Regions from separate parts of the Homo sapiens genome. Here region 1 is linked to region 2. A link is an interaction called in ENCODE POLR2A ChIA-PET data of the cell type or tissue named here. Cell type or tissue: GM12878. All regions are shown on one strand. Links, peaks and the distances in the headings refer to the core of each region. The heading gives the core; the rest is flanking DNA.

Region 1 (16,029 bases), core at 3,892-11,891, 67 kb after region 2:
GTTACTCTCCTGTTTGGAAAAACAAACTCAGAGAAGTACCTAGAACAGTGTGAACACTCATTTCTTCCTCCAACATCACCTGGGGTTCCTAAGGTAAATCGTTTGAGGGAATATAAAACCTCAAAGTCCAGTTCTTTGCAATGATAATAGAGTAATCATCTGTATATATAGCGTGACAAATTTTCGTATAGTTTACTAATGCTCACTGGGAATTTATGTGAGATTGTCTAATTATACTTAGAAAATATATTTTAAAAGGCCATCTTAAAAACTTTCTTAGTGTTAGATTTAAAAAGTGGGAATACAAACTTGAGAAAACGATAGAAATTGGTTAGTTTATTTTGGGTATTTTTCCTGCTGTCTTATCATAGTATTTCAAAGCATCATGCATATGATTTTTAACAATGTCAATGAGTATTCTGGTTTGAATGAAATAAATTGCAGAGGAATCAGAGGAAAAAATGGATACTTTTCATTACTTTGAAAAATACAGCTTGTAATTAGATTATGCAGTATCTATAATTTTAATAATTCAGGCCTAATTTTTATCATCTTGAATGGTGCTATTATTTTTTCAGTATCATACTCTATAAATAAAATTGGAATTGTGTAAGTTTCAGATTGTAGTGCCTTCAATTCTTGTGCAGTTGGGTTGGTTTCATTTTGTATGAAGAGAGGCAGATGGCCTGGAGTTGATGCTAATAACAACTTTCTTTACAGTTATTAATTTATCTGTTACATGCTAAGGTGCAGGAGATGTAGAAGTAAATAATGTCCAATATTATTTTACATTAATAAAAGAATTTCACTCTATTCCACTGACTTTTATATTGATAAACAAATTTTTTAATACTTAAACTTTTTTATAATCTGAAACCTTTCTCTCCTTTAGGACTCATATTAATATGTATTTTTTTTTTTTTACTTATAAGTCTTAGGAAATTAACCTTTCCTTTTTTGAACCATTTCTTAGCTATTTATAGTGTACTTCATTTGAGTGGCATATACAGAGAATAGGAAATATTTTAAGAATTAAGATCCTTAACAGTAATAAATTATATTCAAGAATGGTTAAGTCTTTATAATCCATTTTTAATAGATAGTATAAAACAATGGGTTTTATTTGCTATTTCTAAAATATGATTTCTAAGTATGTCTTATGAAAAAATATCCGTGGTTTCATATTATAACTTTGAAGCATGTATTTTTAATATAGATATCTATGTCTATATCTGTATCTATGTTTATATATATTTATGGTTTGTTTTTTTAAGAATCTCCCACTACCTTTTCCCCAATTTTCAGGCCACTGATCTTTCTGAACACAAAAAAGTAGAGAAGTACATTTTCTTAAGTTGCCAAAACTATCCCTACATAAAATCCGTTTAAAAATTAATTATTTTGCAGCTGGTATACTGTTTTGGGCTGGGAAAGGGGAGGGGCAAGAGGGAGAGTGTCCAGTAAAGACAGTTTGACTCACATGAAACACTAATTTTATAGTTGTAGAGTTTCATTGAAATATGGCAGCAGCATACCTGTACATTTGCAGTTTTCCCACATTCTAAATAATTTTTGCTGATTAAATTTTTGAGGATAATCATTTTTTTGGGAGTGTCTAATTTTGTTAACTTGAGAAATAGTGTTTGGCTTATAGAGTAGCACCTCAAATAAGGTTATTTATTTACTTGAGGATAATGAAGGGATGTTACATTGAGTATTCAACTGGAATTAAACTGGAGAGATTTTACATCAGAAAACTACTCAGTAAGATATTTTGATTTCCTTTAAGTGCTTAGAAGAAATGAAACGGGAAGCCAGGACTATTAAGATTGATAGAAGATTGACGGGTGCCAATATAATTGATGAACCTCTCCAGCAAGTGAGTTTCAGCGTGTGGTATTTGAATTCTATATATTGTGTTCTAGGTATATTTCTTTTGAAGATACCAGGAAATACTTTTTGCTCTTTAAATAATATCCTGGAATTTCTTAATGTTATCCTTGAATTTTATACTTGAAGATGCTTCCTTATTTATTAACTCACTTCTAATGAGGTGGTTTACTTTATGTAAAAGCCTTTCGATTGAATTTGGATTTAGAAAAAAAGTTGTTATTGACATTTGATAGTGTTTCTTAAAATTTTACAGTTAAAGTGTTACTCTTTCGTTGATGAACAAGCTTAGTGGTGTGGTAAATCAGACTTTTTTTCCTACTTGTTACCTTTTAAAAAATGGAAAAGAAATATCCGATGCAAAAACATTAAAAAATTAGAGATAGGTAAAAAAACTATGCCCCCTGAAATATTTTTCATTGATGTTTGATTATATGATTATAAAAATGTGTACTTTAGAATTTTAACATTTATTATTATTACTAATATTTAGTTTATCTGATTTGTAAAAATTATACATTGAGTTGTATTATGTACTATTTATTGTCTGAATACTGTTGGCAGTATCAAAGGTATTAGTAGAAATAAGTGAACTCCTGTATCATTTTTATAATTAGACTGCAATGGATCTGATGATATAATCTTTAAAAAAACTTTTTTTGTGGAATTATAGTCTCTATTATTTTACATCTCATTCCATTAAACTGATTGATATTATTTATTAGATTATAGCATGGAAAGTTTCTTTTTTTTCTGCAAACCCTGTCTTTACCTGGATTTATGTGGGACTTGGCCATAGATAGTGTTTTATTTTATTTTTTTTTTTAAATCTAGGCAGTAGGTAAGTTGGGATACCAGAATAATTTAAAAATGTTTGAAATGGTTTTTAGTATGTTGATGTTTTTGTAATGAGGGCAGGTATTTACCACCATAAATTAATACGTAGAGAGTAAATATAAATTGGTAGATACAGCATACTTTTTTAGTTTACCACTGTAACTTTTTAAATCCTAAAATGTTGTAATTTTTTTTCCAATATTTTTGTTATAGGTTATCCAGTTTTCCTTGAGGGATTATGTCCAGTATTGGTATTATACACTAAGCGATGATGAATCTTTTCTTCTTGAAATTAGGCAGACTCTTCAAAACGCACTCATTCAGTTTGCTACTAGGTAAGGACACGACATTGTATTTATGCAGAAAAATTTAGATGTATGGTTTGTACCAGTAAGGAAAACAACTTTTAAGGGGAGGAATTGTTTATTAAAAGGTAAGTAGAACAGCAGATTATTACTGTGGGATAACTCCAAGATTTTACAACTAGAGCTCTTAAAACCTTTAAATTACCCCAGATTTTAGGTTTTTACAGAATGTTATTTTGATTAAGCCCTGCTTTCTAAGTCTGTTTGGTAGTTTTTTCTTTAGGGTCCAAATCAGGTGACTTTTCAAATCTGTTACCCCACTTATTGCTACTTCCCCCCTCCCCCTTCCCTAGACCCTCTGTTTTATGTGAGTGCTATGAAAATAGATTAGTTTCAGTGTAACTGCTCTTCTCCACATAGTTTTGCTGTAACCCTTCTCCTAATTATGACACATATCTATTGGAAGTCCTCTTGGACGAGAAGGGACCAAAGGAACATAAGTCAGTGGAAAATATTCAAGTTTATATTTTTCAGAAAAGAAGTATATTTTGGTGAGTTTGTTTTAACAAACTTTTTTTGTCAGATATACTAAAATTCTTACTTTACAAACCAGCTATATACTGCTTCCCATATGATGAAAGTGTTTTGACTTCTATTCTTGTACTTAAACTGCTTGATTTTTTTTGATGGGAGGCTATTTCACACCTGTTTAAATTATGTTTACTTTCATTTTTATTTTTGAAGGCTTTTTTTCCCCTCCATCCTTGATGTCTAACTTTTTGAAAGCCTTTTAATGGGCAACGTTATGTGAAAGGGAATACTTGTGTTCTAGAAATTATTTATTTTTGAAAGAAAGATTTTATGTTTGGATGAGTTTGTAGATTTTTTTTTTTTATTCCATTAAAATATGTTGCTACCATCACACGCAAAGATTGCCCTGCTAGGTATTTCCAGCCATGCTGCCCTCTCAGGCCCTTTCCTCTATCTCCATTGATTATAAAGCTTTAGATTTGGAGTTGGCTAGAGGAAGGGCATTGGATGTGTTTCCCAACCTCATTGGGGAGCCTGGCACAAGTTTTATGATTTGAACAATAATTGTTACAGAGATAGATTTGTACTCCTCATCCCTCGTGATTAGGAGCAAGAATTTACAAAGTAGCCAGCCAGAATTACAGATGCAGACTCACTGTGGAACACAGAACATATAATTGGTATAATCAAAGAAAGTCAGAATTTGAATTTAATCTCTTTTATTTCATATGCACCATTATTGAGTGTTAGGTATTCTTTCAGATAACTCTTCTAAATATTTTTTATTGCTTTCTATAGCAACACTATCCTGATGACTTTTTTTTTCTTTGAAAGGGTGAGAATAGGAAGAATTCATTATTCTTGTGCCTGACTATTGAAAAATATATAAAAATGTGTAACACATTTTAGACCTGGGAAGAGATTTGAACTAGTAATCTGAAAACTTGAGTTTGCATTCTAGCTCCACCTCTAGCTATGGGACTGTGAGCAAGTGTCTTTAAACTCTGAACCTTGGTTTTTCTCATATGTAAAATAAGTGTAATAATAACTGCCCTGTTCTGTGTTCCTCTCAGGATAATTGTCAGGATCAAAATTCATCTTATTCAACTAATATTTTGGGCATACTTTGTACCAACCAGATGCTGGGGATACAGCAGTGAATAAAACAAAGTCCCTGCTCAGTGGAGTGAAATGAAATACCTGTGACAGTGTTTTGAAAATTGTGAAGGAATTTAGAAATTTAAGTTTTTATGCCATCCAACACCCATAATTTTACTGATGAGGAAGCTAAGGTCCAGAAAGGTAAAGTGGTTAGTCTAATGTTATCTAGTGAGTTAGAATCAAATTGTTCTTAAGTTTGGTATTTTTTCTCCTACCCAATTAAATATTTTATAATCTAGGTTATTTATCTTAGTTTCCTGCTCTTCTTTCCTGTTATTGCAATACTTTCCCTGTTTTTGATCCCCTAGTCACCTTTCTTTTCACTGTAGGTATTAAGTTTTTTTTTCTTTTGAAAACATTCAGTGCTATCAAGCTTAGTGAAAAAGCAAGGTTTTTTCCATCCTACACTGATCTAAATTTATATCTTTGCTTGACCATTTACCTTAAATTTCTGGAAAATTAAAACAATACAGATAATAACTACTTTAGAGGCTGCTTTGAGGCTAAAAAATGGTATCAAATAAAGTTCTTAGCGTGCAGTAAAACTCATTAATTGTTGGTTTGTTCCTTCTCTGTTAATGACTTTCCTACATTCCCTTTTTCTATTACTACACAAATATATGACTTACTAGAGGCTCCATGACTTCCGGTGCCAATATCAGGAAGATTAGTCTGTTTACAATCATTCATATACTTCAGAAAGCCTTATTCTGTGCTGTCTGCTGTATACTGTGAAACATATGATAGCAGCAAAAACTATCACCTCTATTCTTTAACTTACAGTCCTTTATAGGGCTCTTAACAGGGGCCCACAAACCTGGAAAAAAACTGTGGTTTTTTTTTTTTTCCTATCCAGTGGTTTCATAGGTTTGATTTCTTTAAAGGGTCATGAACTCAGAAAATGTTTAGAACCCATGATTTCTAGTGTTTGTATTTATTCATCAACTTTGAGAAACAATTAGAGAATGTCACTGTAAAATGAAGTGCTTAATTTTGAAAGATGGGAAGAAAATAATGTATGTTTTGAGTCCGAAGCTGTTGATTTGAGCTTAGCTCTATTACTTCTTAAGCTCTTGGCCTTGAGTGGACAAAACACATACATTTTTTGTCTGGAGATGATAACTTATATCTCCTTATGAGGTGGTTGTTAGGATTAAATGACATCATGTGTGGGAGAGTGCTTTGTAGTCATAACATCTTATTTAGTATTAGTACTTGTTATTCCAGTACCAGCTTGGGGAAGGAAACTTTCCTCCAGCACCCTTGAGTTCTCCTTCTCTGTGGAATTTGGGTGTGGATTAGACGGGAGCCTTAGGGAATGAATCCTGGATAACCCATGTATTTTTATTCACCCTCTAAATAAGATATTATAGTGTGATGCAGACAGCCTTGGCCTGTGTCAGAAAATCTATAATTCTATCTCTACTGTTAAGTTTTAGTGTATCGAAAAGAAAATTTTTAATGTCTCTGTAAAATAGTAATAGTAATTCTTGTAGCAAACTTAGAGTTGTAAGGGGAAAATGAGATGATGTGGGTGAAACATTTAGTAAAGTATTTGCCAACCAGTAAATGACATTTTTAGCAAATCACTTGACTCTGTGCCTCTATAAGCTGGCACATAGTAAGTGTTCAGTAAAGTTAACTTCTCTGTTATTATTGTTGCTATTATGTTCCTAGGTTGTGTACACAGATTCTTTGACCCTGTCTTAGCTCTTTTTTTTTTTTTTTTGTAGAGCAAGGGAGGTGGAGAGGGCAAAATTAAGGCACATGAAACATAGAGAAATAAAACAATCATTTCTGTGGTATTGAGAGCGGTTTGTCATGTAGCGATAGAGTGAACCACAGTAGCTGATGAAGACCTGAACGGAGTTGAGACCAAAACTGGTTTTCAAGAATGGGTTATTTGGATAGATAGAGAGGAAGGACATGTTAGGAAATAAGAATAGTATGAGCAAATTTCTAAAAAAGAAGATAAGGATAGTGTAGTAGAAACTATAACAAGCAACCTTGTTGTTGATCTTGAAAGTGAAGTGTGGGTGGTAAATCCCTCCATCATTGTTCCCCTTAACCCAAGATTAGCAGAAAGTACATAATATATTCTTTTTTTTTTTGAGACGGAGTCTCACTCTGTCACCCAGGCTGGAGTGCAGTGGCATGATCGGTGGAGAGCAGTGGCACGATCTCGGCTCACTGCAACCTCTGCATCCCAGGTTCAAGCAATTCTTCTGCCCCAGCCTCCTTAGTAGCTGATATTATAAGCGCACGCCACTACACCCGACTAATTTTTGTATTTTTAGTAGAGACGGGGTTTCACCATGTTGGTCAGGCTGGCCTCGAACTCCTGACCTTGTGATCCGCCCCCCTCAGCCTCCCAAAGTGCTGGGATTACAGGCGTGAGTCACTGTGCCCCCCAGCGAAAGTAGGTATATGCTAATGCCACTGTGTTCCTAACTGAAGGATCTTCCTGTAGAGGGAGGAGGGATAGATACATAGGTTTCAGGATTCGCTGGCTGTGATACTAATGATATAGTATCACAGGGAATGATAGGGAATGTGTTCTTGAAGTTTTACCAATTTTCTTACTACCTTTTGCCATAGAAATAATGAAAATAAATGGTATATCCCTACACTTGTTAAAAGGCAAACAAAACTCAAATAGTGGACATTTGCAACAAAGTTTTATCCTTTTTTTTGTTTTACCATTTTATATTCTTTGCTATATGAAATTTGGGTAAAAACTGACATTACTTGGAAAGACAGTTATTATATTTATTACAGTACAGCAAAAACAATTAGAAACTAATTTAAAATTAGAAATTTTATCTAAATATTTAAAAGAAGGGGAAATAGTTAATGTTTTTTGTTTTTGTTTTGAGGCAGACTCTTGTTCTGTCACCTAGGCTGGAGTGCAGTGGCACGATCTCGGCTCACTGCAGTTTCCGCCTCACAGGTTCAAGCGATTCTCCTGTCTCAGATTCCTGAGTAGCTGGGATTACAGGTGCACGCTGCCACTCCCGGCTAATTTTTTGTATTCTAGTAGAGACGGGGTTTCACCACATTGCCTAGGCTGGTCTGGAGCTCCTGAGCTCAGGCAATCCACTGGCCTCAGCCTCCCAAAGTGCTGGGATTACAGGTGTGAGCCACCACACCCAGCCTAACGTTTTTATAATCTGTAGAATAGACCTGGGGTAATAGTTCATTATTAACTGATACAATTCACAAACTATACAGTTCACCCACTTAAAGTCAGTAGCTTTAGTTAAGCATTGTACAGCTTTCATCACAATAAATTTAAGAACATTTTAATGACTTCACAAAGAAACCTTATATCCATTGTCAGTCACTTCTGCGTTTCCCCAAGCTTCTAGCTCTAGGTAACCACTAATCTTTTTTTTTTTTTTTTGTCTCTATGGATTTGCCTATTCTGAGCATTTTATATGAATGAAATAATATATGTGGTCTTTTTTCCTGTTTCTTTTACTTAACATTATGTTTTCAAGGTTCATTCATGTTGTGGCATAAATTAGTGCTTATTCTTTTTTATTGCTGAATAATATTCCGTTGAACACATACCACATTTGTTTTTCATCAGTAAATGGGCATTTAGGTTGTTTCTAGTCTTTGAATCATATGAATAATGCTACTATGAGTATTCATGTACAAGTTTTTGAGGGACAAATGTTTCCATTTCTCTTGGATATATACCTAGGAATATAATTTCTGGATTGTATGATCAGTCTTTTGAGGAACTGCAAACTTTTTCATAGTGGCTGTATTTTGTTACGTTTCCACCAGCAGTGTATGAAGGCTCCTCTTTGACCAACACTTAAGTTATTATTGTCTGTCTTTTTGTTACCATCTTAGTGAGTGTGAAGTAGTATTACATTATCGTTTGAATCTGCATTTCCCTGATAGCTAGTGATATCGAGCATCTTTTCATGTGCTTATTGGTCATTTGTATATTTTCTATAGATATGTGATTTGTTCTACAGATAGATGGTTTGTTTTCAATCATACTTTTTTCCCAGTGTCTATGAAAAATGAAATGTTCATAGACCCAATGGGAGCATATTAAAATGTGTGGAAAAAACATGGAAGTCACAAGTGGGAACTCTATTAACAATAATTTATTGGGTATTTACTGTTCCATCGTGTACAAACCATGGTAGTAAGAATTTGTTTCCAGATAGTGGCTGCCTATACAAAATTGTTATCTATAGTTGAAAAAACAATTCTTATGTTTTCGTTCATAAGAACACAAAGAATAGAAAAGAAAAATGGCAAATAAATTAACTTTTTAAAAAGTCATCTTAGGTATCTTTATTACTGACAACCAAATGTTTCTGTTTCTGGCTGTAAAGTAATATACACCTATTTTGTAAAATGTAATTTTCTTCTTTAGATTTTCTGAATTAGCTATTTTCAGCCATAGACCCACAATCCAAAGATCACTGTTAATGTTTTAGTGTATTTCCTTTTAATGTCTTAGCTGTGCATACATAGTCACAATTTTTATATAGCTAAAAATCATACAGCATATGCTACTTTGTATAGTTGTGATTCTATTTTCTATATATTTATAATTCTTCTTATATATTTTAATGGCTATAAAACTGTCTGTTGCAGGAATCAGCAAACTTTTTTCTAAAGAGCCAAACAGCAACGATTTTAGGATTTGTAGGCCACATCATTTCTGTCACAGCTAGTAAATTCTGCCATTGTAGCACAAAAGCAGCTACGGACAAAATGCAAATAAATGAGCATAACTGTCCAATAAAACTATATTTATAAAAACAAGCAGAGTACATGTCCTTTGCAGGGACATGGATGAAGCTGGAAACCATCATTCTCAGCAAACTAACACAAGAACAGAAAACCAAACACCGTATGTTCTCACCCATGAGTGGCGTGATGAGATGAGAACGATGAGAACACATGGACACAGGGAGGGGAACATCACACACCGGGGCCTCTTGGGGGGTGAGGGGCAAGGGGAGGGATAGCATTAGGATAAGTACCTAATGTAGGTGACAGGTTGATGGGTGCAGCAAGCCACCATGGCACGTGTATACCTGTGTAACAAACGTGCACATTCAGCACATGTATCCCAGAATTAAAAGTATGTATTAAAAAAAGCAACAGCACACTCAATAATAAAATGACAAGTAACCTAATTAAAAAATGGGGAAATAATTTGAATAGACATTTCACTATAGAAGAAATGTCCAGATGTTCTGAAGGACTTATATCTTAGTTTTAGTAGTTTTATTAATACTCCTGTTTACTAAAGTAGTTAACATCATGAGTTTAATTTTCTATACTTTAACATACTTAAGAAGATGTGCACTTAGCCCCATGTTATGTTTTTTCCTGTATTTTATCTTAACTAAGGTGTTCACGTCTTGTTTTTTGTACTCCTGAAATGATGACTATACTTTATGTGTGTACTTCTGTGTAAATTTTTTACTATTTTCTGAGATCTAAGTCCTTCAGAACATCTGGATATTGGAATCTCTTTGAAGCATTGAAATATAGGATATAGGACTGCACTTCTTAAGCAGTGTTATAGCTCACTAAATACCATTTCCTTTAATACAGTCATATAAAACTGCATGCCTAAGTTCGTTTCCACCAATTTGCTTATTACTTCTATGAATCAGGATGTTTTGTTTTCTTGTTATGGTAGAGTAGAAAGAACACTGAACTGAAAGTTAAGAACCCTGTTTGTTTTTGTTTTTGTTTTTGTTTTTGAGACAGAGTCTCGCCCTGTCGCCCAGGCTGGAGTACAATGGCGCAATCTCGGCTCACTGCAACCTCCGCTTCCTGGAACCCTGTTTTGTTTAACAAAACCTTGGTCTCACTGTGTCTCCTAGAATATGTAATTTAAATTCTGGCTCTGAAATTACAGGGAATTGTGGTAGTGATTTGAGAACCCTTTCAGTTCTAAAATAGTAAGATTCTCTGGTCAGGTTGTTACTAATCTTGATTTCTTTTCAATCATGTTTCCTCCCAAAACACACACTAACATACTCCATCACACTCCACATTTTGAATACCATTTGGGGAGTTATTTTTTTTTAAGTATATAGGATTGCTAATTAGAGTTAATTTACTTTGGGATTAAAGTACTCTTCATATCTATTGTTTTATTAGTAGGGGTCTTATAGTAGGATAACAAAATTTATTTAAACCTTTTAATATATTTCTAAATGATCAGAAAGAATGCTTGATTCTAAACATAAAATACATTTACTAATCTCTTCTCGATGATTAAAACCCTTGTATCAATGAAATAAAAAGTTTTTGTACAACCAGACTATTGCTGTTCTTTATAGAATGCTGAAAACAATAAATCTGTAGTGTTATGAGTTTGATTTTTTTTAAGTTTTCTGAAGTGTAAGTTCTCCCACCACGTTCAGTTTTAAGCTATCAGCATGAAGTCACTGAACATGGAAATAGGAAGAGATGTACACAATTGTTTGCCTACTCCAGCTCACAGTTGGAGAGGATACAGCTAAGTGAAGAGGGGGCAGAGGCAGATTTGTAAACCTGAAGTAATGAGTTGTATTTCCTTGTGTGGTTGCTAATTTAGCTCCTATGAAAGAATTCCCCGTATATTTTTGAGGACTATGGTAGGGGGTACTCATACATTAACTTTAAGTTCAGGAATGTTTGTGAAGAAGGTCAAATTAGTTTCATTATTTTAATCAATACTGACAACTAAATCCTTAAAGTGGATGATAAAAGGAGACTCTGGAGAGATGGTTATGGTAACATGTAGTATTTATGACTGAATTGACGTAGGGGGGATTGATTTAGTGGATTCAAAATGAAGCTTACAATTCTGTGCCTTTACAATTTTACCCAAATTCAATTTCAGCCTGAGTTTTTGACACCGTTAACAAAGTAGTTCTTCAAGGACTCTGAAGGATGGAAACAAGTAAAGGATTATGTATTTAGAGTGAAGAGTAGTATATCCTTTCTAATAGTGAATTAAGAGGGGGACTTAGTATCTGATTCAGAGACTCAGGAGAAGGAATTTTTTTCTTTCACAGATAAGCCACTCAGTTGCTTTCTCTCAACAAAAAAAAGTCTGAGTCAGTTGATCAAAAGGCCTTCTAATGGAGTAAAACTTTTCTCAAAATCTACTCAAAGTTACTTGTCAAAAATCTACCCAAGAAAACTAGGAATTCTATTTTAATGATTTTTCAAAAATTTCTATTTTTTTTACATAGAAGATAAAGACCTTTTGTTGAAGATTAATACATATTATTATAATTTTATGTGATTGGTTATTATATTGATCTTATTAACATACCTTTAAAAAGGCCAACTCTTAACGTGCGTGTGTGTGTGTGTGTTTGTGTATGTGTATATGTATATACCTTTTCCCTTGAGATTCCTTTCAGTTCTAAAATACTAAGATTCTATGGACCTCTGTGTGTGTGTGTGTGTGTGTGTGTTGTACATATAGTGTCTATGTATACCTACACATTATGCAGTATATAGTATACTCTACCATTCTTACTGTTTTTAAAAAAGGTCTTCGTAGTCATTTCTCTGAAAAACTAATGTGGCATCAGGAGCATAACATTTATTATAGGATTGTTTTCTGTGGAAAAAGCAGCTTTTACTTTTATCATTTTGACATAAGGCACCTTTTCCAGGAAAATATTCTGCCATGAATGTGAAGATCGCCTTTACTGCCAAGCGATCACCCTCTCCTCTAGTCAGGCAAGTCTACAAGATGACCCTTGCATATATATTTATCATGCTCATCCCCCTCTTCTGCTCATTCCTGTGTCCTTTCTTCTCCCATATAAATACTGCTCTTTCATCAAGATTTAAGTGTAGCCTCTTTAATGAAGCCTCTTTAAATTATGACATATTCCTTAATCTATAGTCTTTGTGTGTGTGGTTCTCGTCAACAAAATTTTAAGCTGATTTTGAAATGGTTCCTATTCTGTGCTATTGCAGTGAAAGTTCTCTTAACTGATGTTTGGTTAGCCAGTGCTCTCCATTCCCTTTGTATGCTGTACTGACTGATAACCTTAGCATTAAGACTAGGCTCTATTACATCTATCCACTTCTGTTTCCACCCTTGGAGTTGTATGCTTATCAAAAGTCAGTTGTGTGATACCTGGACCCCACCTCCAGAAAATCTGATACAATTAGTCTGTAGTGTGACCTGAATATTGGTGATTTAGAGGAGACAGATAATCAAACACGTTGAAATAAAAGTTGTATTTGTTTTTGAGCCTAAATATCCCAGTTACACTTTTTATGATAATCAGGTCGTTTAATTAACAGTCAACTTAGATTGAAGAAATATGAATATGACAAGGTAGTTTCTATGAAAACCAAGTCACTTGCTTTGGAATTACTCGCAGCTGGTTGAAGAGTGTAATTGAATTAAGTGAGCGAAAGGCAGCTATGAAATTTGAAAGTCTTCAAGGACTCTGCATGCAGATTTGTTCACAAATGTCTTTATTGCCATGCCATTTTAAAGAAACTGGAAACCATAGGTTTTGCAGTGTAGGAACAGTTCATAGTTTTTTCAAGACCCAGGTCATGTTAATACCACTCAGCAGAGCCTTAACCAAAGAAAAAGTCTTATTCCTACACAGGAAGATTTATATAATTGAACTTAAAGTGAAATATATTCATGGCTCCCTCTTTTGATCGAATGTTTAAATTTACCTACTGCCCAATTACCAGTTTTTTATACACTCCATCCCTGTGTATGTATATGTGTGGTTTTATGTAGCTAATATAATCATAGACTCAAAGATGTAATGAGTGTTGTTAGAGAAAACAAACTTTGGGAAATGATGTGACTTGCTGAATTTCATAGACTGGCACTGATGCCTTTGATTTGAGTAAAAGACCCATCATTTGGGGGAGTCTTTTGTTAGAATCAAAGGCATCTGTGTCAGTCCAGTGCGTTTTCCAGAAATACTTGATTTTGGTAGTGTTTTGTGCTACTGATGATGAGCTGTACACTGCTTAGAATAGATGGAACAAGTGAGGCAATTTACAATCCTAAACTCAACCACATATTTGGGCCTTTACTTGCCTTTTTAAGGGATTGGCATTAAGTAGCCATGGGACAAAAAGAGCTTCTCAGTACATATTCTACTTTAACACTTTAAGGAGTAAGGAAGCAATTGTTGTTTGTGCCTCCTGTTGCCATTGTCCAAACACCCATTGTAAACAGTGCTCCGACCCTGAAAAAGGAATCAATAAATCAATATGCATTGAGTGCCTCTAATAATGTTTGAATCATTACTTTTCCTTGGGGGATACAGCTATGAATAAAACAAACACAGTTGGCTGAGTGCAGTGCTATGTGCCTGTACTCCCAGCTACTCAGAAGGCTGAGGTAGGAGGATCACTTGAGCCCAGCAGTTTGAGGCTGCACTGTGAATATGCATGTGAAGAGTCATGGCATTCCAGCCTGGACAACATAGCGAGACTCTATTGAAAAAGAACAAACAAAATGAACAAACAAAAAAACAGACACAGTCAATCTGTGCCTTACTGAGATTAATGTTCTAACAGCAAATAATTCAACTGTAGGTTGTAAGAGCTATAAAAAGTGGAAAGTTTGGTATTATCAGAATGCATAACTGGAGACAGGGCCTAGTCTGAAGGAATAGTGGAGAGGGTGGGGGTCAGTGAAGGTTGGCATGTGGAATTGACATTTTAGATGAACTTTAATGTGTAAGTGGGAATTGTCAAGTGAATGGGGGGAGAGAAGGAAAATTTATGGAGAGTAGGCAATGCCAAGCAAATTTGGTAGAGGGAATAGTCTGTCCAGAGGCACTGAGAGTAAAAGGGGCATATTTGCACTTGACAAATGGAAAGAAAGCCTGTGAATCTGCATAACAAAGAGGAAGGGAGAGGGTGAAATAGATGGTGATGAGGAAATACACAAGGGCTTTCCGTATGGAAGATCTTAGAGAAGGTGTTTGTGCTTAGTCCTAATAATAATGGGGTGTTATTGCAGTTTTAAAGCTGTATATATCCTATTTTAAAAATTTGACTGCTTTATGGAAATTGGAATGCAAGGGAAACGAGTGGATGTGGGAGACCTGTAAGTAGAATGGTGGCGAGGGATACGATGGTGGCATTAGAGACAGAGATGAAGGCATGCAAAATTTATGTTCAGAGAGACACACTTTATAGTTTTGTTTTGCTTTTGTGCTTTCAGTTAAAATTTCATTAGTTGTTTGCATTCCTAGTTAACCTTCTTAATTTTTTCTTGCAACCATTCTGTCAAGATATATAAGCTTCAGGGGCCTACTATAAATGTTTTCAAGCTAGGGTTAATTGTATCACTTTTTTTGGCCATATAGGGATTGTGTTCTTTTATTTTTAAATTCAAGAAATTACAGCTTATTAGTAATAATAAAGCTCAAGTGTCGGTAATAAGATGCATTATGTAATAGCCCGGTTGTTTTACTAAGAATTCTATGGGGGAATATTTTAAGCAAAATGAAAAAGAGTTTTGACTGTTGGCATAATGTAAGAATAATTGATACTAAGAGCTCTAATAGAAAGCTATGTAGTAAATGCAGTAGAAGTATGGCTATTACATAAATGAAATATTTCTTACTCATTTTCACATTGCATTTATTACATATTTATCATGTCATGATTTTAGAAAGTACTTCACTGTCATCAAAGTATTTTCCAATTTTGTTAAGACAAACATTATTAGAAATTGTTAGTATATATCCTAATTTATAAATGGGAAGAAGTGTGCTATTGTTCTTCCTAATCTAGAAAGTTCTTTTGAGATTTATATTAAGTTTGCATGAAGTCAGTGGAAATAAGTCAAGCAGAAGGAAAATAACCTCAGAAAGAGATAAGATATCGGTACTGTTTTTCCTATTTTTCCTACCCTCAACATATTTCTGTATTGAAAATAGAAATCTGTACATCAAATTTAAAATAATTTTGTATGTATTTGCATTGCTTGATAATTTTATTCGTTTAAAATGTCATTACATCCTCTATAATGAATCAAGATGGATTTAAAATGTCTTCTAAATTGGTAAAATTTATTTTGTTTGAAAGTTTCAGTAAATTAAATAAACAGCATTGTAGCATGAAACAGGACAGATGTAACTTGAAATATTATATATTCTGCTTTCTTCTAAATTTGTCAAAATGAACCTTTTATGGATTAAATGAGCTATGGCCTATACTAAGTAAATTTTGTTTTTATAAAATTTTCAGTATGGATGATTTTGAATAAATATTCATGTAAAGATTTTTGAAAGATGCTTACACAGATTGT
Region 2 (16,029 bases), core at 4,119-12,118:
CAAATAACAACAACTTCAGAGTATCTTTACTGGGATCACATTTAATTTATATATTAACTTGAAGGGAATTTACGTCTTTATAATATTGAGTTTTCTTTCCCAAAGAGAAGGGATGTCTTTCCATTATTTCAGGCCTACTTTCTGCATTTGAATATTTTAAGGTTTTTCTTACATAGGTTTTGCACAGTTTTTGTTGATTTATTTCTAAATATTTCTTTCTGTCCTTATTTTAAACATTTGTTTCTTTAATTATATATTTTTAATATCTGCTACCTTATTAAATGTTTTTTCTTACTTGTGTTAGTCTTAGCATTATCTTCTGTGTTCTCAGTACACCAACATATCATATGTCTTTACATACAGTTTTACTCTTTGTTTTCTACTTTATTTATTTATTAATTTTTTATTTTTTTTAAGAAATGGGATCTCCCTGCATTTTCCAGGCTGGCCTCAAACTCCAGGACTCAAGCCCTCCTCCCACCTCAGCCTCCCAAGTAGCTAGGACTTCAGTTGCCAGGTACACACTACTGCACTGGGTCCTTTCTTTTCAAATTCTTACAGTGCTGCTTATTTTCCCTTGTATGATTTCACCAGCTAGTAGCTTTGGTCTAAGTTTAGTAGTAGTGGAGCTGATAGCTATCCTTACCTTGTTCCTGACTTTGGCAGGAATGTTTCCATCATGTCTCTATATATCCATCATTTCATAGCATGTATATCAATTTGTACAGCTTTTAAAACATATCTAGCCCTATGTGCAGAGTGGGGCCTGAGCATTTGTTTTATAAAAAGCTTCAGAACTGATTCTAATGTAAACTCTCAAGAATGTATTCCATAACAATATAAGGTATAAATAAGTAAATTAAGTAAGTGTGCAAACATTTGAGTTACATTTTGTATAGGACCTGCAGATACAAAGATAAGCACTTTATTAAGCTCAATGTAGTAGAGGAAAGACCTACAAAGTAATGATTGCATGCAATATAATTATTACAGAATAGAAAGTGTTTCATCACTAGTATATTTGCCAAAAGTTATTCTCTAGAGAGTTCACAAAAAAATTTACTTTTAAGTTTTATAAAACTGTGTCCTATAAAACTATTTATTAATCTCTGGTTTTTAAAATAATTCAAAATTGGCATTCATCAACAGTTACTGCCTAAAATATTATTATTCTAAATTTTCTGCTGCGTCCTCTCCTTGCCTCATGTGTTATTTTCAAACTGTAGCTGCATCAATTATGGCAAGCAGTCACATTCATTTTGGGGTTTTCATAATTATTTTATAATCAAAGTTCAATCAGTTGTCTATTAAATGAAGTTATGCAAATAAAAATTCTGAAAGTAAAAGAATTCTCTTACTTTTGTTAAAGGGCTTATACTAATACTTTAAATGTTTTGTCCCTACCACAAACCAACTCTGAGACCCATGTTTTTCCTCAGTGCCTATTGACTTCTGTTCTTTTTAATTGCTCAGCAGGTTTCACATTTGGAAGAGGGTAGAAAAAATGGTTCTCATGTTTGGGATGGGGTTAGACATTTTGAAAAAAGAGGAGATAGGATCTTTAACCTAAAATGGGCTATAGAATTTTAAAAATCGAACACAGCAGGGTAAACTTTTGGCCTCCTTTGTACTTCAGCTTGAACTGGTGCAGCATTTGGGTCTCATTCTCTTGCCTTGCAGGCTCTTTTTCTGCCTGTTGGGTCTGTTGTACCTTTAGTTTAAGAGTTACCTGTGAATCAGAAAAGGTAGAGGGGTCATTATAAGGTATGAGGGGAGAAAGCACAAAAGTGGATGCTTAGGATTAAATTTGGATGCTGTATTTCCGAAGAGACTAGTAGAGAAGATTTCAGATTGTTTTTGTCATGTACTGACCCTGATTTATTAAGATAGAATAGAATAAAGGACACAGGGCAGATGCTGTTTTCAGAAACAATGGTTGTTTATTTGGCTAGGTTAGTATTTTGCAGGAACATAAGCTTGTAATTGAGAAATAGGTAGAAGAAGTAACTCAGTAGAGGACAATCTACCAAGCCTCTGGCAGAAATCCTGTCAGCTATGAAAGATGTCACATTATTGTCCTTCTTCTGGAAGTGGCAATATTAGTGGCCAGCTTTATTGGTGTTTTCCATTTATTTTCAGCTTTTTATATGTGAGGGGAAAGCTTGTGCAGATATGTAAGTATCATGTATGAAGTAGAAAATGGTTTTCGGTCATTACTTTTCTAAAATATAACATTAACTTCCTAAGCGTTTGGAATGCTGTTCATAATTTCTTTTTTGGCAGTTTTTCTACACTTCATGGAGTAAGTGTATTAAGCATATCAATGAACTGTGTATATCATCTGTTTGCAATTTCCTTTCTGGCAGTATAAGGGTGAAAATCTTCTAACTCAGTATTAGTATTATCCACAGGTGAGAGTGTGGTGTTTTATATACACCTTAGTATGCATAAAGTCTTTTGTGTGAGGAGTTGCCACATGGATCTGTTGGTTATTTATTTTGTGTTTTAAAACTCCATCTGCATGTCAAATAAAATAACAACTTAAATAGGTGCCAAACTGTTTTACAGCACGGTTTAGTTTGAGATCAGTTACTACTTTCGACATCAGGGTAAGGTATCTTATGGAAGTAATAAAGAATTTCAATAAGTAGATAATAAAGAATTATAAGTCACATATTTCTTGTCTCAAACCAGATTTCTTTGCATCTAACTTTTTCTTCTTGGTGCTGAACACAACACCTAAAGCCATGTTAATTTGCAGTTCTGTTGTAATGAATTATCATGAAAATCTGAGTTCTGTCATCAGAAACATTTAGGGGCCAATTCATTAATCTTGTACCCAAACCTTTCTTTTAGACACACCCACACACACATACACACACATGCACACACTCATGTAAAGGATGGCAAAATATTGTTTCAGTTCAGTGAACAAGGACTTAATAGCTTTCTGTGTCATGCTTATATATCAACTTATCTTTGCATATGTTTGACTTAATATTATTGCCAATAGCATGAGAGGTATTTGTGAATATATAGATTCCAAGAATGTGAGCTAGCCTTAAGGGTTAGACTAGCTAAACTACCCATTAAATAGGTATAAACTACTGCAGCCTTAGAACTAAGGATAGAATTTCTTTCTGTGTATTAATTAATCATTCTCAACTAGTAACTTAATGGTTTGTATGATTTAGAGAAGTAACGCTAAATTTCAACTAAGTGCACAAATTTAAATGTAGTAAAATTCTTCTTAAAATGGTCCAGTTGGCCAGGCACAGTGGCTCACGCCTGTAATCCCAACACTTGGAGAGGCCAAGGCGGGTGGATCACCTGAGGTAAGGAGTTCGAGACCAGCCTGACCAACATGGTGAAACCCCGTCTCTACTAAAAATACAAAATTAGCTTTGTGTGGTGGCGCATGCCTGTGGTCCCAGCTACTTGGAAGGCTGAGGCAGGAGGATTGCTTGAATCCAGGAGGCGGAGGTTGCGGTGAGCTGAGATCATGCCATTGCACTCCAGCCTGAGCAACAAGAGCGAAACTCCTTCTCAAAAAAATAAAAAAGAAAAGAAAAGAAAAAAAAAGTCCAGTTAATTTCATAGCTTTAGCTCTTAAACTCTCATTACTAGACTTATCTATTAATCTGATATTTTAGTCTATTTGTATTCTTCCGTAAGCCTTAAACATTGTTTATTTACTTCAACTTTGATGGGATATTTATAATGTTGTCTATTGGCTCTAGTGAGAAAGTGTTTTTATTTTTTATAAAGTAAAATATACTGCATTTTAATTTTTAATTAAGATTTATTTTCAAATAACTCACTATATTACTTTATTGTGTGCATTACATTTTAAAGAAGATTTAAATAATTTCTTTTTAGGGCCATAGATACAATCAATCAAAACTCTTACAGAGGCTGACAAAATATTGCTTCAGTTAGGCAAGCATAACCTGTACAGCCTTCTGTGTCATGCTTATCCAAGCAATAAATTACCTTTTTAGACAAAAATCATCCTCTGAAATTGCTTTAGCTGTTTCTGAAGTAAAGGTATTAAATGTATAGTATTGGGAACACTTTATTTTGCCTTTTACCAAATGCAATTATTTTCCACTTGATAGCTAACATCTCAAGAGAAAAAGATAGGTTTCTTATATTTTACTGTTTTCTCATTCACAATAAGTCTAGTTTTAATTTGCCCCCACTAAAGGTTCTTCCCACTCTATAACTTAATTTCATTGTCCTCTTAACCTAGAAGTCTTTGTAAAAGTAATCTTAAAACATCTGAGAAATAGTCACCAAATTTGAGTTTACTGCCTGATGTCATTTCCTTGAAAGTTATTTCTAAAGACAGATAAAAGTCATTTTTTGAAGTTTTGATAAAATACAGTTACTTCTTATTCACTGTTCATCCTTCTTGGAATTTCATAAATCAAGTGAATAACAAGTGCCTCCCATTTTAGTCTCTCCTGAGAAATATGCTAACAATATCACACATATACAAAAAGGTTACTATGTGAAGAAAGTAACAAGGAAGAAATCAAATGGAAATTAAGTGCCTTTGGGACTTACAACTCTTAGGAAGCTTTGAAATCTAGGTCAAAAACATCAAAGAAAGACTCAAATTCATGCTCAGGTGAATGTAACCACCACTTGATTTGTGCGATACATGCTGAACAAATTCTGACATAGAAAGCTATGTATTTAGCTTATTTTGATTCACATTAACTTTAGTCAGCTTTTGTGGGTGTATGGTTCTTTTTTCAAATCTGAGGAAAGCCATGAACCCTATTCCCAGGGGGTAAAAATGCACCTAAACAGAAACACACAAATCTTGCATAGAATTTCAGAAAGTTTGCAAACTCAGTGAAGCCTGCTCACTAAATATACTGGGATTTGTATGAGTCAGGACACCAATGTTGCAAATAAGAGAAAGCCAACTCATATTATCTTAAGGCAAATATCAATATATTGCCCATATAGCTGGGAAAACCGTACAATAACTCAATGGCTGTAGGAAATAATGCCCACAGGAACTGGGTCTGGAGAGTCAGCATTACCAGGATGTACTCTATCTGCTGTTCACTACTGTGGGAATTATCTCTCTTGGCACAGTAATCTCATTTTCTCCTGCTGTAGAGATACCTTCCTCACATGGTGGAGAACTTAACTTGCCAGAAGATCTGGCTTAGCCACCCTAGGAAGAAGTTCCCCTGAGCATCTATGTATCAAACCCAGAGACAAATTCTCTCTCTGATTAGGACACTTGATAATCCACTAATCACTGTTGCTCAAATTAATCAAGTCTGAGTCTCATAGTTTCCTCTGTGGCAGGAAGGCAAGAGAGGCAAATTTTGTAACTAGAAGAAAGAGAATGTAATACCTTAAACACTATCACCAATATCCACAACTTCCAGTATCAAGTATCTAAGACCACAGAGATAATGGTGAGAAATTACCTTTCTCAACTTCTGTCTGACAACTATTTCAAGTTTCAGCCAAACAAATGTGAGAATGTCAAAGAAGGAAACGAGCTGGCAATTAATGGATAAACTAAGGCAATGTGAAGGGGGTAAAACAGTGTCAGTGCTGCGCTGATAAATTTGCTCTCTAGGAAAGAAAATACATACACGTATATATTTTTGAAATATACTTTACTAACATAAAGAATAAATGGCACACAATTATTAAAAATGATATACTCATGAGGTTTATGATTTTCATATAGCCAATTAAATCTCTTCTAATGCTTTTGCTGACTTTTGCTGAATTCCTGTATCCTCCCTAAATTATGGTTGCAATTAATAAAAAGTGTTCCATAAACATGAGTGTTGGCTGATATTTTCTTTTTCATTAGCAAGTAAAATGTCAGAACTTCACTCATTTGTCAATGAACAACTTCATGTGAGCAAATTCTTTACTAAATTGGATAATCAAGTTTTTGAATACAGACATACCTTAGAGATATTGTGGGTTCAATTCCAGACCACAGCAATGGAGCAAATATCTCAATAAAGCAAGTCACACAAATTTTTTGGCTTCCTAGTACATATAGAAGTTATGTTTATGTAAAACTGTAATCTATTACGTGTGCAATAGCATTATATCTAACAAAATATACATTTTATCTAACAAAATATACATTATATCTAACAAAATATACATAATTTAATTTAAAAGTATTTTGCTGCTAAAAATTGCTAACAATTATCTGAGCTTTCAGCCAGTGGTAATCTTTTTGCTGGTGGAGGGCCTTGCCTCAAGGTTGATGGCTGCTGACTGATCAGGCTAGCAGGTTGCTGAAGGTTGGGGTAGCTGTAGCAATTTCTGAAAATAAGATAACAATGAAGTTTGCTGCACTGATTGACTCTTCTTTTCATGAAAGATTTCTGTGCAGCATGCAATGTTGTTTGATACTATTTGGCCCACAGTAGAACATCTTTCAAAATTGGAATCCTCTCCAACTCGGCTGGTGCTTTATCAACTAATAATATATTATTATATTAATAATAATATTATGTAATATTCTAAATCCTTTGTTGTGATCTCAACAATGTTCACAGCATCTTCACTAGGAGTACATTCCATCTCAAGAAACCATTTCTTCGCTCATCCATAAGAAGCCATTCCTCATCTACTCAAGTTTGTTGATGAGATTACAGCAATTCAGTCACATCTCCAGACTCTATTTCTAATTCTAGTTCTCTTGCTATGTCTTCCACATTTAAAATAACTTCCTCCACTGGAGTCTTGAACCTCTGTAAGTCATTTATGAGGGTTGGAATCAAGTTCTTCCAAACTCCTACATAAATATTGATATTTTGGCCTCCTCCTATGAATCACAAATATTCTTAATGACACCTAGCAGAGTGAAACCCTTCCAAAAATTTTCAATTTACTTTGCTCAGATCCATCAGAGAAATCACTAATCTATGGCAGCTACAGCCTTATGAAGTGCATTTCTTAAATACTAAGACTTGAAAGTTGAAACTACTCCTTGATTCATGGGCTGCAGAACAGATGTTGGGTTAACAGGCATGAAAACAACATTACTTTCCCGTACATCTCCATCAGAACTCTTGGGTGATCAGGTCCATTGTTAGTAAGCAGTAATATTTTCAAATGAATCCCTTTTTCTGAGCAGTAGGTCTCCACTGTGGGCTTAAAATATTCAGTAAGCCATTTTGTAAACAGATGTGCTGTTACCCAGGATTTGTTGTTCCATTTCTAGAGCACAGGCAGAGTTGATTTAGCATAATTCTTAAGGGCTTTGGGATTTTCAGAATGACAAATGAGCATTGGCTTCAACGTAAACTCACCAGTTGCATTAGCCTCTAATAAGAGAGTCAGCCTGTCCTTTGAAGCTCTGAAGCCAGGCATTGTCTTCTCTTCTCTAGCTGTAAATATCCTAGATGACATCTTCTTCCAATAGAAAGCCGTTTTATCTACTTTGAAAATATATTGTTTAATATAGCCACTTTCATCTTTGATCTTGGCTAGATCTTCTGGATAACTTGCTGCAGCTTCTACATCAGCCCTTGTTGCTTCACCTTGTACTTTCATGTTATAGAGATAGCTTCTTTCTTTAAACCTCCTGAACCAACCTCTGCTAGCTTCAAGCCTTTCTTCTGCAGTTTCTTTACTTCTCTCAGCCTTGATAGAACTGAAGAGAGTTAGGGCCTTACTATGCATTAGGCTTTGGCTTAAGAGAATGTTCTGGCTGGGTCGATCTATCCAGACCACTCAAACTTTCTCCATATTAGTAACACGGCAGTTCCACTTTCATATCTTTTAGGTGTTCACTGCAGTAGCACTTTCAATTTCCTTCAAGACCTTTTCTTTGTATCCACAGCTGGGCCAACTGTTGGTGCAAGTGGCCTAGCTTTCAGCCTATCTCAGCTTTTGACATGCATTCCTCACTAAGCTTAATCATTTCTAGCTTTTGATTGAAAGTGAGAGATGTGTGACTCTTCCTTTCACTTGAATATTTAGGGGCCATTATAGTGTTATTAGTTGGTCTAATTTCAATATTCTTGTGTATCAGGGGATAAAGTGTTCCGAAGAGAGGAAGAGAGACTGAGAAAGACCAGTCAGTGGAACGGTCAGAACACATTATTGATTAAATTTGCAGTCTTATATGGATGTGGTACACATTACCCCTCCAAAATTACAATATTGACATCAAAAATCACTGATCACAGACCGTCATAACAGATATAATAATAATGAAAAAGTTTGAAATATTGTGAGAATTACCAGTGAGCACATGTTGTTGGAAAAATGGTGCTGACAGACTTGCTTGATGCAGGGTTGCCACAAACATTCAACTTGTAAAAACCGCAGTATCAGCAAATCGCGATAAAACAAACTACAATAGAAAAAGGCTGTGCCTAATACTTGAAGGATAGTTCTTTGTGCTATACATCATGTACAGCTAGTCATGACACCTTTATGTGTGTGTTTTCTTGTTTTGAGACAGGGTTTCACTTTGTCGCCTGGGCTGGGGTGCAGTGGCATGACCATGGCTCACTGCAACCTTGAACTCCTGGGCTCAGGTGATCCTCCTGCCTCAGCCTCTCCAGTAGGTGGGATTTCAGGCATGTGCCACCATGCCAGGCTATTTTTTATTTTATTTTTGTAAAAACAGGATCTCACTATGTTGCCCAGGCTGGTCTCATACTCCTGGCCTCAAGCAATCCTCCTGCCTCAGCCTCCCAAAGTGCTGGGATTACAGGTGTGAGCCACGATGTCTGGCCTATTATTCATTATTAACGTTTTCTCTTGATCTTAACTCTACAAAATCAGGAAAGCAATAATTCAAGCCTTAATTTTTCACTTGGCTATTTCTGTTGTGTAAATTCTCCCACTACAGCTGGTTTTAAGCTACTGACAGGACATCACTGAACACAGAGATGTGCACTAATACCCCAATCTATATTATTTTCACCATACAAGACATACATAACCTCAAACACATACATAACAGTAAAAAAGGGTAAAATAATAAGTAAAGATTTTTGAATATTCACTACCTTCGTTTTATATATCACCTATTTTATTTATTTATTTATATTTTTTTCTGTGACACAGCCTCAAGAGGTCCTGATGACATGTGCCCCTATATATCATCTATTTAATTGTAAGTTTATATACTTTATTTTTTAATAATGGCTGTTATTAGAAATCATTTAGCAAAATTCCAAAAATTTAACAATTGTTTTGTGAGCCAGTTCAAACAAGTAACAGCAAATCATGAAAGATGTTTTGCATGATTCTTATGAAGAAGATTTAAATTAAGAAACAATAATTTGAAGTTATTATTAATAACTTAGAGAGCTGACATGTAAAATCAAGATTCAGCCACGGCATCCCTGTGATTTATCTAAAACAACATACTCAGTAACTATATTTAGGTGAATATCCAGTGTCAAACACTAAAATTTGAATTGCTTTACTTTATAATTTGACAAGTTTTAGATTATTTGCCATTTTGGATTTTCCAAATGTATAATGTCATGTCAATCAATGAGAAAAATAAATGTGTCAGATTAGCAATTTACAAAGAGGAGAGGTAAAGTTTGTTAAGATCAGAATAGAACTACGGTTAGATTTTCACAAATTAACAAGAGAAATCAGATAAAACTACTGGACTCACTCTTGTCTCTTACATGAGAGGGGAGAAAGTAGGTAAACTGGAAAAACTCATCATCACTAGATAAATGATAGTTTATTTAAAGAGTTCTTTATGAGAAATAGACTGTAAAAAGCAAAAAATGGGGCCGGGCGCAGTGGCTCACGCCTGTAATCCCAGCACTTTGGTAGGCCGAGGTGGGCAGATACAAGGTCAGGAGATCGAGACCATCCTGGCTAACACGGTGAAACCCCGTCTCTACTAAAAATACAAAAAAAAAAAAAAAAAAAAAAAAAAAAAAAATTAGCCGGGTGTGGTGGCAGGCGCCTGTTGTCCCAGCTACTCGGGAGGCTGAGGCAGGAGAATGGCGTGAACCCCGGAGGCGGAGCTTGCAGTGAGCCGAGATCAGGCCACTGCACTCCAGCGTGGGCGACAGAATGAGCTCCGTCTCAAAAAAAAAAAAAAAAAAAAAAAAAAAAAGCAAAACATGCTCTGGAAAAGGAGATAGGTTTTTATAGGAATTCAAAAGGTGTACTAACTCCTAGAACTGAGATTCAACTTGTGAGAGCTTACAGAAAAAAGAGTAAGTTCCAAGTAAAAAAAGTCTAGACTCAAATTGATTTGCCTGTTATTGGCAAATAACTCCTGGGCAAATTATCCATCTGAATTTTATTTCCTTGTGTAAATGGGGCCAGCAATACTTACCCCATGAAGTTTAAAGGTAACGCACATAATGTGCCTGGCACAGAGGAGGCATTCAATAAGCATTAGTTCCCTTGTTCACCCAAGTGAACTGTCAGTGTGGGTGACTGTCAGAGGTGAGAAGCACCTGTCAAACATCCCCAGGGCAAAATCCACCCCAATCCAGGTGACTTGAGTTATTCTTTGATGCAGATTCCTAAGCAAAACACCTACGTGTACTCCCTTAGTTTCCAATTTGACCACATCCTTGGATTATATTAGCTATCGGAACTCTCTGGAGAGGTTCTCAGGATTTTCAGAGTAACTGTTCACTGTTTCCGGTCCATAACTGTCTTATTCATCCTTATTGCTATTCATTGCTTCCTTGGTTTTCTTTTCTGTGTAACCTGGTTGCAGTAGGGTTTTTTTTGTTTTTTTTGTTTTTAGATGGAGTTTTGCTCTTGTTGTCCAGGTTGGAATGAAATGGTGCGACCTCAGCTCACTGTAACCTCCGCCTCTTGGGTTCAAGCAATTCTCCTGCCTCAGCCTCACGAGTAGCTGGGATTACAGGTGTGTGCCACCACGCCCAGCTAATTTTGTATTTTTTTTTTAGTAGAGATAGGGTTTCACCATGTTGGTCAGGCTGGTCTTGAACTCCTGACCTCAAGTGATCCACCCACCTCGGCCTCCCAAAGTGCTGGGATTACCACTTTGGGAGCCACCACACCCGGCCACAGCAGGGTTTTGAGGTCACCCTTTTCACCCAGAAATCTTAATCTGCGTGTGTGTGTGTGTTCTAATCTATAACACCTAGGACATGATTTATTAAGGCCATAGTCCTTAGAGAATTGTAAATCAATTGGAGATCTACTTAAGTAATATCACTTAATTAAAACAGTCCCCTCATTCTGAAGGGTGGGGGGAAAAAGAGGGCAAACATTCCTTAGGTTAGAAACTTTCTATTCTCAGTAAGTAGAGTTAGAGGGCATTTAATTCAGGGCATATATTGCCAGCTGCTGTAACAGCCACCCATAATAATAAAAGAATTTGTCACTCATGCAAAGTCCAAAGGTATTTTTTTCCTGATCTAGTAGATGGGTTCTCCTGTGCGGTTCCTTCCAGTTTGAGTTTCTATTATCTCAATCTGTAGCATCCAAGGTCACCTTGGAAGATGGAGAGATGGGAGGATTGCTACACTCCTTTGATGTAAGCTAGTTAGACCACCCTGCCCAAATAGGTAGAGCATGTAAGCTCTTTCAACATCAATGAGGAAAATGAAATAATTAGGTGAACACATAGCATCGTCATGCTACAGATTGATTTAGAGAGATATTATGAAATATTGCCTCCTCCCCATAAACCAATGACTCACAGATTAACAACCTTCCCCTAAAGACAAACATGAAATTTAGAAACTCAATTATATTTTCACAGTGTAGAATTTCAGCATTACCAAATTTTCTGGCATATCCATAAAGTTCAATGAATTACTCAGAAGAACAGACATAACTTCAAACAAAGTAAAAGCTCTTGTTTAAGAAATCAACAATCTTTTACAGAGTACTACAACAGAATTAAAATCATAATAATATAGAACTTAACTTTAGGGCAATAAAATTACATTAAAAAGTAATTCTGTAATTCCTATTTTAAGCTTGGGATAGCCAGAATAACTACTGTTTTTCCATGCAGTTTTAAGCACAGTATATACCAAAGTAATAATTTGTAATATTTTGTCTGTGATATTTCTCTCATCAGTTTCCTGTGGTAAATAGAGCAAAGAGTAATATATAAAGATTAAGAAACAATGGCTTGTATTTTAATTATATGATCAGAAGATTTAAAGAAAAAGCCAGATCTCATCTATTTTTCTTCCCTTTTTTGAGGCTAAATTACATTAGGCAAACATGTAAAGGGTTTAAGTATCTTCTGTGTACCTTCTAACCACTAGATGTTGAGCGATAATTGATGTTCCTGATATGAATTCCATAACCTTATGCTCTCTAAATTTGAATAGTTAGCCCATTTAAGATTTAATGAATAAAATAATATGTAAACAAATGAGCATATTCTATGATTGTATAGACAGATTATCTGGTAAATAGCCAATGGGGTACCTCTACCCAGAAGGCAGACATGTCACTTAAAGAAACACAGTTAAAAAACATGAATTCCTTCATTCATCCTTCTGCCACTCCTACCAATAAAAACAAACACATCCCATTCAAAGCAGAACATTTAGCTCTCTGTTAGCAACAGCAAGAACACTTCCCCAGCAACAGGAAAACTCGAAAAGGACATCTATTTTTAAAAATAAAATGTGAAGCCCTCAGCATTTTGCTGATTTAGTGAACAAGACAGAATACAAATCTTATCCATCGAGATTAGGTGAACATCCCATAGATTTCAAGAACAAATAGCCTGATTTTACATGTCTTTTATTTGATAATTTGATTTGTCTTTATACACCAGGACTTTTCTTGACATTTTTGCTGATTTTTCTGTTCATGGATATTTGCACATATGGCCATTATAAGGTAGGAGGTGTCTCATTTTAAATAGAAAGGTGGTAATTCAAGGAGTTCATTATCATACACAAAATAGTTCACAGCAGTTTGTGCCACTGCTTGGTAGCAAGGTTTTTGTAAAAAGGTGATGATGCATATGTTTGTTGAAGGAAAGTGATAAGAAAATGAACTGCAACTTACTTTCATTAAGTATAACAGTTTTAACACGAAAAGAAACCTTATGAAGCATTTGATCTTGAGCCACAAGGCATTGTCCAATGATTACAATAATAACCCACCGTATTAATGTAGACAGTATATTAGTGTTACTCTAATTATATGTTTTAATTTCATTACTTTACAGAAAAGGAAACTGAAGCTCAACAAATGGTGATCTTTCATTTCCAAGGTTTAATCTCATTAAACAGCAAAGGCAAGGCCACAGTGCAAATCTTTCCACGCTTGTATTCTTTTTATTCCACAGCCAATATTATGGGGCATGTGTGTAACATCTCTTCCATTTAATTGTATATACATTTATTATAAATAGTTTTCAATTTAAAATTTTCATTCAAAACAAAAAGATCACCATATATGCAAGGGTGAAGACATGCCAAATTAACTGTGCAAATTATCATATTATCATTTAAAAACAACAGCAATTCTTAGAATAATCTCATTATTTTACCTCAGTTGTTAAAATAGTAAAACAGGAAGCAATATAATGACAGCCTTTGATTTCACCCTTCTTCTGTAAAAATGAAACCAGCTGAGGTAAGCCTTAAATATAGGCACGTATTAAGCTTCATCTATGAGTACTGATTCCTTTTCTCATTTCCTTCTTTGGCTAAAGGCAAAAACAGGAGTTCAAGGACCCACCACAACATTTATGATTCACATTAAAAAATGAAGGACAAAGATGGTTGAAAATTTTTAGTTCTTAAAGTTAGCTTAATTAATATACTTGACACAGTACACACACAATTCTGTATCATACAACTTCACATGACATATATACGTACATATAGATAAGTTTATACATATACACAGTTATGTATAAATGTATATATATAATTTTTTCTTTAAATATTGGCTCTTCTACTAGCTATGTAAACTTCAGCAAAAAATTTTAACTCTCTGAGCCTCAGTTTACTCATTTGTAAAATGGAAATAACAGTTTCTATCTTATAGGATTATTGTGAAGCACTTAGAACAGCTACTAGCATATGGTAAGACTTTAACAAGTATTAGGTAATTAGGTATTATAGAGAAATCGATTACATATTATATATCAATATAAATATCTCTATGATTCAAGTGAAGTTTATTCAATACAATGATCAGTTGTTTGGGTCTACAGATAAATATGTAAAGGCAATTTTGTTATGTACTTCTCTTTTCCTTTATGTTTTAGGGCTATGAAACTATTCTGTATGATACTATAAAGTGGAGACCTGACATAATGCATTTGTCAGAACTTGCAGAACTTTGCAGCACAAAGAGTGAAAATGTATGCAAATTAAAAATCAAATCATTTAGGAGGTAGGCAGATCTCAGGAAAGAATGCTGACTTTGACAAGAGAATTTAAATGTATTGCAAACATATGAAACAACCTCAATGAAAGGGTTGGGAGAAAAGGTGCTGAACTAAGTGACTTTAGGAATGATTTGTCTATAAGACTGAAGGGACTGCATGTAGGCAATGTACTCTAGTTGATAAATTTGTTTCCAATGGGAGTATGGGTTAACAATTCTGAAATTGCCATATATGTATTTTCAAACTGAACAATTAAGTAAATGGATGGTAGATGTTAGGTGTCAGTTTCTCACTGTTGAAGTGGAAATTACATACAGATAAGCTAGGGGAAGAGACTAGAATGATCCATCTGATAATGGATTAGAGTTGGAGATACCAGTATGAATTCACATTTAGCTTAATATAAATACAGATGATTACATGCAGAAATATTTATACATAGGCATATATACATGGGTTAATATACAAGTATTTAATTCCTTGCTGTGTCAGCTACGAGGTCTTAAAAGAATTGACACTGAAGCAGCAAACAGCACTTCTTGAGCCCAGATTTTGGTTTCTGACACCATTCTCCAATAAAAGAAACCAAGATTTCTGAAAGATATGGCTAATTCTAGGCCTGGGGCATGATGACCCCAGAGCATCTTATAGTACTAGAAAGTAACCATGTGCTTAAAAACAAAACTAACCAAACAAAAAACCATACCACATTGATGGGAGTATATTAAAAGGAAATAGGACAACTAAGAGAGCTCCAGTGGCCAAAGCTGGGACAATTTGAACAACAAAGTAGTATTAGATTATAACTCAAAGTATAAAACAAATATTTATATGTCCATACTCATATACATAAATGATTAAATAAAAAGGGAGAAAAGACAAATCTCCCATGCAAAAAAAAAATGCCACATAATTTATCTACATATTCCACCAGCAAAAGGAGAAGCAGAAATCCCCACTCTTTAAGTGTGGGCTGCACATAGTGATTTCCATCCAAGGAGGATAGCATAGAACGGGGGAAAATGGTAACTTTACAGTGGAGAAACTTGACAAACACTATCTCATTCAGGTGATAAAGGTCAACATCACCAGTGATAAATCATGTTGATAGTATGAATCCTTGATAGGTAATGTGGTGCAAATTACTAAACCTCTAGTGGCCTCTAAGGGTAGTGATCTACTGTAATGGTCTTTTTCAAATGTTAAATATAATACATGCAAAATGTCTACCACCAGTGCCTGGCCCATAATAGATACTGAAAAACAGTATCCATAATTAAGAATTAAATGTTTGAAAAGTGCTCTAAATTTTTGTTTTCAAAATGATTGACTGAGGTGTCATTGATGTAGTAATACCTCTTAATTATTTTATAGACTTTTACAAATTTATAATGTGGTTCTTTCTATTTAGATCTTTGCATTGTGGAGCTAATATTGAAAGCATTTGTGTACATTATTATTTTGTTATGGCTGCATTTGTTAGTAAAGCCTCATATTATTTCTGCTTCTGTCTTTCTGTCTTGAGTTGGCTCAACATTGCCTCAAAAAGAATCATGCAAGAAAAAAGTACATGCTGGGCTAGACTTCAGAGTACTCTTAAATGCTCTGAGATTTCTGCTTACTACTGCCCTATTAAAGCTGTAAAAAAGAATCGGGATATCCAACTCTTATCTGTT

The links. Peaks named below come from ENCODE experiments on the same cell type or tissue, not always from the same donor. Only the 100,000 strongest peaks of a DNase experiment are listed, where the experiment ranks them.
Region 1: POLR2A ChIA-PET joins it to region 2 with 6 read pairs; 4 of 35 experiments call an interaction of 5 or more read pairs at or near these places.

The regions. Positions count from the first base shown.
Region 1 is chr7:17,877,396-17,893,424 of GRCh38, reverse strand. It overlaps SNX13 (sorting nexin 13), which reads left to right. Exons shown (of 26, transcript NM_015132.5): 3 at 1-93; 4 at 1,790-1,879; 5 at 2,941-3,062. Among named protein-coding and RNA genes, the nearest start is that of SNX13, 55 kb to the left of the region's middle. In GM12878, for the core only: no CTCF peak of the experiment used is centred there; no DNase peak of the experiment used is centred there.
Region 2 is chr7:17,944,370-17,960,398 of GRCh38, reverse strand. No RefSeq gene overlaps it. Among named protein-coding and RNA genes, the nearest start is that of SNX13, 12 kb to the right of the region's middle. In GM12878, for the core only: no CTCF peak of the experiment used is centred there; a DNase peak (open chromatin) is centred at 7,818.